2 separate regions of the Mus musculus genome follow, and region 1 is linked to region 2. Evidence: chromatin contacts called from ENCODE Hi-C or POLR2A ChIA-PET data. All regions are on one chromosome and are shown on one strand. The core of a region is the stretch at or near the end of the contact, and the rest is flanking DNA. Distances in the headings are between cores, read along the strand shown. Region 1 holds the start of Slc35c1 (solute carrier family 35, member C1). Region 2 holds the start of Pex16 (peroxisomal biogenesis factor 16).

Region 1 (2,809 bases), core at 235-2,734, 85 kb after region 2:
AATTTCTGCTACGTCAGTGATTACCTGTGTGATCCCAGCTACTTAGCTTCTCTGTGCCTTGGGTTTCTCTCCATAAAACGCAGCTATATTATACCTTGTAATGGGGATCCGTTACATTAACATGGCTCAAATGCTTAGCTAGATCTGAGTGTCTGGCTGGCTTTGCTGTAGTGTCTGCCTAACATTATTATGTTCACCTTGGCTGGATCCCTAACTTACTGAGTCACAGTAAGGAAGTTATTTGTTCTCTACAGGTCTCTCCCTATGACTGGTGGTGCAAAAGACCTGGGACAGATAATGAGTAATGTGGTATTGATCTTTACGATTCCTGCTCCCCACGCCCCCAGTCCCACTCACCAATGATGACGCCGCAGGTGAGCAGGGCATAGAAGGAAGTGGTCTGTTTGAGCAGCAGGTAGGAGAGAAGAACGTTGAACACGGTGGTGAGCGAGCGTCCCACGTTGTAGAAGGGCACCCCTACGTACTTGAGGCAGAGGTTATTGAAGGTTATCATGCCGATAAAGACCACTGACAGCGGCAGCACACTTCGGGCCACCTTGAGGTCCAGGTTTAGGGTGGGGAAGTCTACCATGCCGGGGCAGCAGGTGGCCAGAGTGCTGAGGCCCTTGCACAGCAGTGAGGTCACCAGGCATTGGTAGAAGGTGACAAAAATGGGGGTATCCAGCTGCAGGGAGGGGCTGTCCAGCAGGTACTTGTTGAGGAATACCATGGAAATGGAGGTGACCCAGTAGAGAGAGACCACCAGCGCGATCTGCAGAGCCCGGAGCAGAAATGGCTTGTTCCCGCTCTCTGACTCCTCGGAGACAGCAGAGACTCCAGTCAGCGCCATGCGCAGGATCCTGGACCGCTTCAGAGGCGCCCTGTTCATGGTGGCAGAAGAGCTGGGTCACCTTACGGCCAGAAGCAGTCCCTGGACTACAGGGCTTCAAGCAGCTAGGGTCTGTGGCTGCAGCCTTCAACTGTCACATGGGATGACCTATCGGTCCCCTCCTTCTTGGATGAAGTTCTGCTTCCGGATTTGCCGAGGTGCACCGCTCCTCATCTTGCTCGCTCCCGGGGCGGGGGAGGGAGGTGGTGTCACGAAACAAGACCCAGGGAAGGGAGAAGGGGCCTAACTAAGGATGTGGGCTTTGACAGCCATGGCCAGTTTGAGGACAGGGGACACGTGAGTCGCAGGGAGAAAGGAAGCGAGAGAGCGAAGGAAGGACGGAGCGGAGGAGGAAATAACTGGACGCGGACCGCGTGGGAAGCATGGGCTGCGGGAACCCCCGGAAGCACCCGCAGAGCCGAAAGGAGGGCGTGCTGCAGGGAGATCACCGAGGCTCAGGAAGGCGTCTCGAGGGACACGGACAGGGGCCTGACCGGAGCAAGGCCCTGCGGTTGCCACGAGCCGAATTCAAGTTCCGGCTCAGCGACGCGGGTCCCGGGCCACTTACCGAGCAGGGCGGGCCCTGCGCGCATTTCCTGACACGCCTACGAGCCGCCTTAAAGGGCCAGCTCGCAGGCCGTTGCCACTTCCCGCGGCCGTCAAGAGCTCCCCGGCAAGTCTGCACCTATGCCCACAGACCTGCCCTCTTCTTCCGGGAGTCCCCGGAGATCAGGGAAGGGTTTGCAAGTGCTATAGCCTCTCCCATTTTCTGGAAGGTTCTGTCATTCTCCCCTCCACCCGCACTATCTTTTCCCCTGATATCTTCAGATCGACCAGACTCGGTCAGGTGCATCTTCACCATCTACCCAGAAAATGGAATACCACCTTTCTGCTTAGGGAGACCCCCCCCCTCCCTCCGCCCAGCCCTTGCGCCCGGCTCCCCACCGTTGCACCTCCCTCGTCCCTCGAGCTCAGGCCACTCGGGAAGACCTTGTTGCAGTCCTCTCCTTTTTTCCTACCCCTATTTTCACCGCTTCCAGACCTAGTCAGGACATGAAGTCCCGGAGATCCAAGCAGCACTTCCAGAGGCGAGAAGCCATGTCACCTCCTCCAGATAAAGTCCATTCTGGATGCCCAGACCAAAGCCTCTGAGCTTCTCAATGCTGTATCCCCTTCCCGGGGCCCTTTCCCTTCCAGAACGTACCGTCCGTCCACCCGACTGGGCTCTGGTGTCCTGGCTGATGCAGGGACCTGGTGCTCACCCTCGGCGGTGCCCTCGGGTGCACCTGCAGCACCACCCTCGGCTGAACTTGCAACGCTGCCCAAGCCGCGCCCCCAGTACGACTTCCTGCCACGTCGGGCTTTGGGCAAGGTGGGGCGATTACCCACGGGAGCCCATCAAGAAAGCCTCTTTCCTTTATCTAAGGTCAACGCCATCTCCCACCCTCCACCCCAGCTAGCCTGGGACTCCTCCATTCTGTTACTGTCGTTTGGCGCATCCCTTGACAAGATGCATCTTTGGCCCTATGGGTCCAAGCTGGTGCTTCCAGAAGGGCGTGGTTGGGAGAACTGCGGATGCCGCCACTCCCCTACGAGAGTACCCTTCTCAGTCCCGGGAACCAGGCTTGAGTGGGCCATTAGCTCCAGGTCTTTTACACCTGGGCATCTGGAAGGGCTGACTTTTCTCTGGTTTCTCCCTAGCACCATTGTTGGACAGGCAAGTTTGCCCTAGGTTGAGCTGGTTTTATTATGGAAATGGCTAACACAGTGGGTTCCAGACTTATTGCTTATGTGGTTGGTTATAAAGATGTCTCGCTTAAAGTATTTCAATTACTATTTTATTAGTAGGGCCTGATGGTAAAGGGCTTGTAATCCCAATTGAGATAGGAAGATCAAAAGCTCAGCCGCGCAGTGGTGGCA
Region 2 (2,932 bases), core at 160-2,659:
GGGTGAGGAGCACGTGAGGCCTCAGGACAGGGTGAAAAACGACTTCCACAGTTCCCATACCAGACTCTTCTGAGGCTCACCGCACCTTTCCTTGAATCTTTGCTGGCACGAGTGGTTGGCAACAATGGGAGCCTGGCTCCACATGGATCAAAGAAAGGGAAGGAAGTGGTGGCATGTTGGGACACTTCATTCCCTGTGCCTTAAATTCCTGGTGAGTGTGCTGCTTAAACCGCCTGGTTCTGGCTCAGGCTATTGGTTTTTCGAGACAGGGTTTCTCTGTGTACCTCTGGTTGTCCTGGAACTCACTTTGTAGACCAGGCTGGCCTCGAACTCAGAAATCTGCCTGCCTCTGCTTCCGCCTCCGCCTCCGAAGTGCTGGGATTAAGGTGTGTGCCACCACTGCCCGGTTAAACGAGCATTTCTTAACTCCTGAATCCATCTTTCCAGCTCTCTAATGAGAATTTTTATTAGTGTTTTATTAATTGTACAAAACAATGTGCTTTGTCTCTTGTGCTGGCACATGCCTTTAATCCCGGCACTTGGGAGGCAGACGTAGGCAGATCTCTATGCATTTGAGGCCAGCCAGGGGTTCACAGTGAGATCCTGTCTCAAAACATGCAAACTAAAATAATGAGCTTCATTATGACATTTTCGTACATGCACGTAATATAGTGGATGGGCGTAACGGCATATTCTGTCCTTGTCTAAAGATAATATCTGGTAGGGTATTAAATGTATTACAATTCTTTATATACCATAAATTCGCGGGCGGAGTCCGCAATGGCGCAGATTTGCCAAGCCCCCTCTTCCCACAGCCAATCAACTGCCTCCCAGGAACGGTTCCCTCCCTCCACTTCTGCAGCACCTTGACAGCATTGCAGCTCAGTTCATGAATGGAGCCATAGGAGTTTCCACCAACTCTTGGAGGCCAGCTTAGAACCTGGAAGTGCATCCAAGGGCCGGAAAACGCTGGGATTCATTCCGAGTTCAAGGTCCAAGTCGGGCCCAAATAATTTTGTAGATGAGGAAACCCGAGGTGCAGATCGGGGAAGCTAATGCGCAGGGTCGTCCCTAAACGGAGAGCAGAGGGATAGGCCAGGGTATTCTCCAAGGAGGGAGTCATCGGGTACGGGTTTTGGGGGTCCATGTGTTCTGAAGAAACTGGAGCCGAAGCCACTGTTCTAAATCTGCTGGTTAGGCTTGCCCCAGCAAAAACCCGGCACTGGCTTTTGTGAAAAACTCGAGACTGGCGGCTGCTGAGACCTATTTACGACAATTTCAAGGTTCCCTGTGCCTTAAATCCCAAACTCTTTGCTTCCCGACCCTCCCGTTCGAGCTCTCGGCGATCTTCTGAGAAAGTCTGAGGCTCCTTAGTACCTTCTCTAGTATGAACTGTTCAGCCTGCCCGCAAGTTGTAACTACGCAGGCGCCAAGACAGCCAACCAAGGAGGCTGCAGATCGGGTGCCAGAAGCTCTAGAGAGCTTCAGGGCGGAGAGAGAAGGAGCCAATGGCTGGAAGGAGGGAGGGTGGGAGCTCCCGGTCTCGGGGAGGAGGCGCTAGAGATGGGGTGAAGGGGCGTTCAGGGGCTCCGCGGGTCTAAGTCCTCCTGGGCTGCGGAAGTTGAGCAACCGGGAGGCGGGCTTAGGGCCGGAAGCAGGAAGGAGGGCTCAGGACGCAGGGCGCCGCTGCCAGCCTTGCTGTCGGCCGGTGGGACTGTCAGTGGCCAGAGCAGGATGGAGAAGCTACGGCTCCTGAGCCTCCGCTACCAGGAGTATGTGACTCGTCATCCAGCCGCCACGGCCCAGTTGGAGACGGCTGTGCGGGGCCTCAGTTACCTGCTGGCAGGTGCCACACTGACCTTTGACCCATTTCTTGGGGACTCTGACCCAGGAACCCTATGGCTCTTTGCCTGCTGACCCAGGGTAGTGGTCGCGGTGCTTCAGTTCTGTCTGGGTTCCTGTGGCGTAGAGGAAACTAGAGAACCCAAAGCCGCAGGGTAAAACAGACGCTCACCAACGCCTTCTATACCTTCTTCCCTAGGTCGCTTCTCCGATTCACACGAGCTGTCTGAACTGGGTAAGTTGGACTCTGGGCTGGGGAGGGAGAAGGCTTCCAGCGGAACCTTGATTGAAGGTCCTGAGCTTCCCTCTAGATCAGCTGTCCATCGCCCAAGACAGTTGGTGTCCCCAGAGTTGGGCGACCTGTGAGGGCTCTGACTGGCTTCTCACTCCTGGTTTTGCTTAGGATTAAGCAACTTTCCTGACCTTGCTAGTTCATCAGACCTATGAGTATGAGAAGGGCACTGTTGTTCTGTCTAGCTGAAGGAATACAAGTTCAGAAAAGTCCTTGATGTCAGGACCAGTGTTCAAGTGCCCCCACCTCCCTGCTGTAAGGGCTCTGTTTGCTTAGTGGGGGTAGTGAAGATCATGAAAGGATGAGGGGGATTTTGAAAGGTAGGTGTGATGTAGTCCTTCAGGGGGGACCATCTGAAGAGAGCAAAGATGAGTTGGTGGGACCACACATTTGGCTGTTTGGAACATGACAGGCAGTTTTGAGCAGCTCAGTAACCAGTGCTGTCCAGCAGAGCAAGGGCTGGCTTGTCACTCCAATCAGCTCATTTCTTACTGGCTCAGATGTCATCATGGAGAGAATGGGGCTCTGAGGTAGTGGGCGGAGAGGCTTGTTGGTTTCCACACAGTCTGTGGGTAGCTGTGATCGGTAGGGCTCTGGGGTAAGGGTGAGAGGGGTGAAGGCCACAGCAGGGCCGGCCTCTCAAGACCACAATCTGCTTCTCAGTGTACTCTGCCTCGAACCTGCTGGTGCTGCTCAATGACGGGATCCTGAGGAAGGAGCTTCGAAAAAAGTTGCCTGTGGTGAGAACTTTGCCAGGAGCTGGGGGTGGGAAGCTCAGGGACTTGGGAGGAAAACAGT

The links. Hi-C counts contacts between places; a loop is a spot of excess contacts on that map. ChIA-PET counts read pairs that join two places held with the same protein, here RNA polymerase II (POLR2A).
Region 1: a loop to region 2 is called in a map of T-helper 1 cell, with 2.3 times the contacts of the local background. The contact joins the promoter of Slc35c1 here to the promoter of Pex16 in region 2. A Hi-C loop is called at or near these places in 3 of 37 maps with a recorded cell type or tissue (T-helper 1 cell, heart and mouse trophoblast stem cell). POLR2A ChIA-PET finds 5 or more read pairs at or near these places in 3 of 5 experiments (Patski and embryonic stem cell).

Annotation. Positions count from the first base shown.
Region 1 is chr2:92,458,310-92,461,118 of GRCm38, forward strand. It overlaps Slc35c1 (solute carrier family 35, member C1), which reads right to left and starts at 1,485. Exons shown (of 2, transcript NM_211358.2): 1 at 358-1,485. The coding sequence starts at 889.
Region 2 is chr2:92,373,830-92,376,761 of GRCm38, forward strand. Pex16 (peroxisomal biogenesis factor 16) reads left to right here and starts at 1,410. Exons shown (of 11, transcript NM_145122.2): 1 at 1,410-1,846; 2 at 2,042-2,077; 3 at 2,798-2,874. The coding sequence starts at 1,735.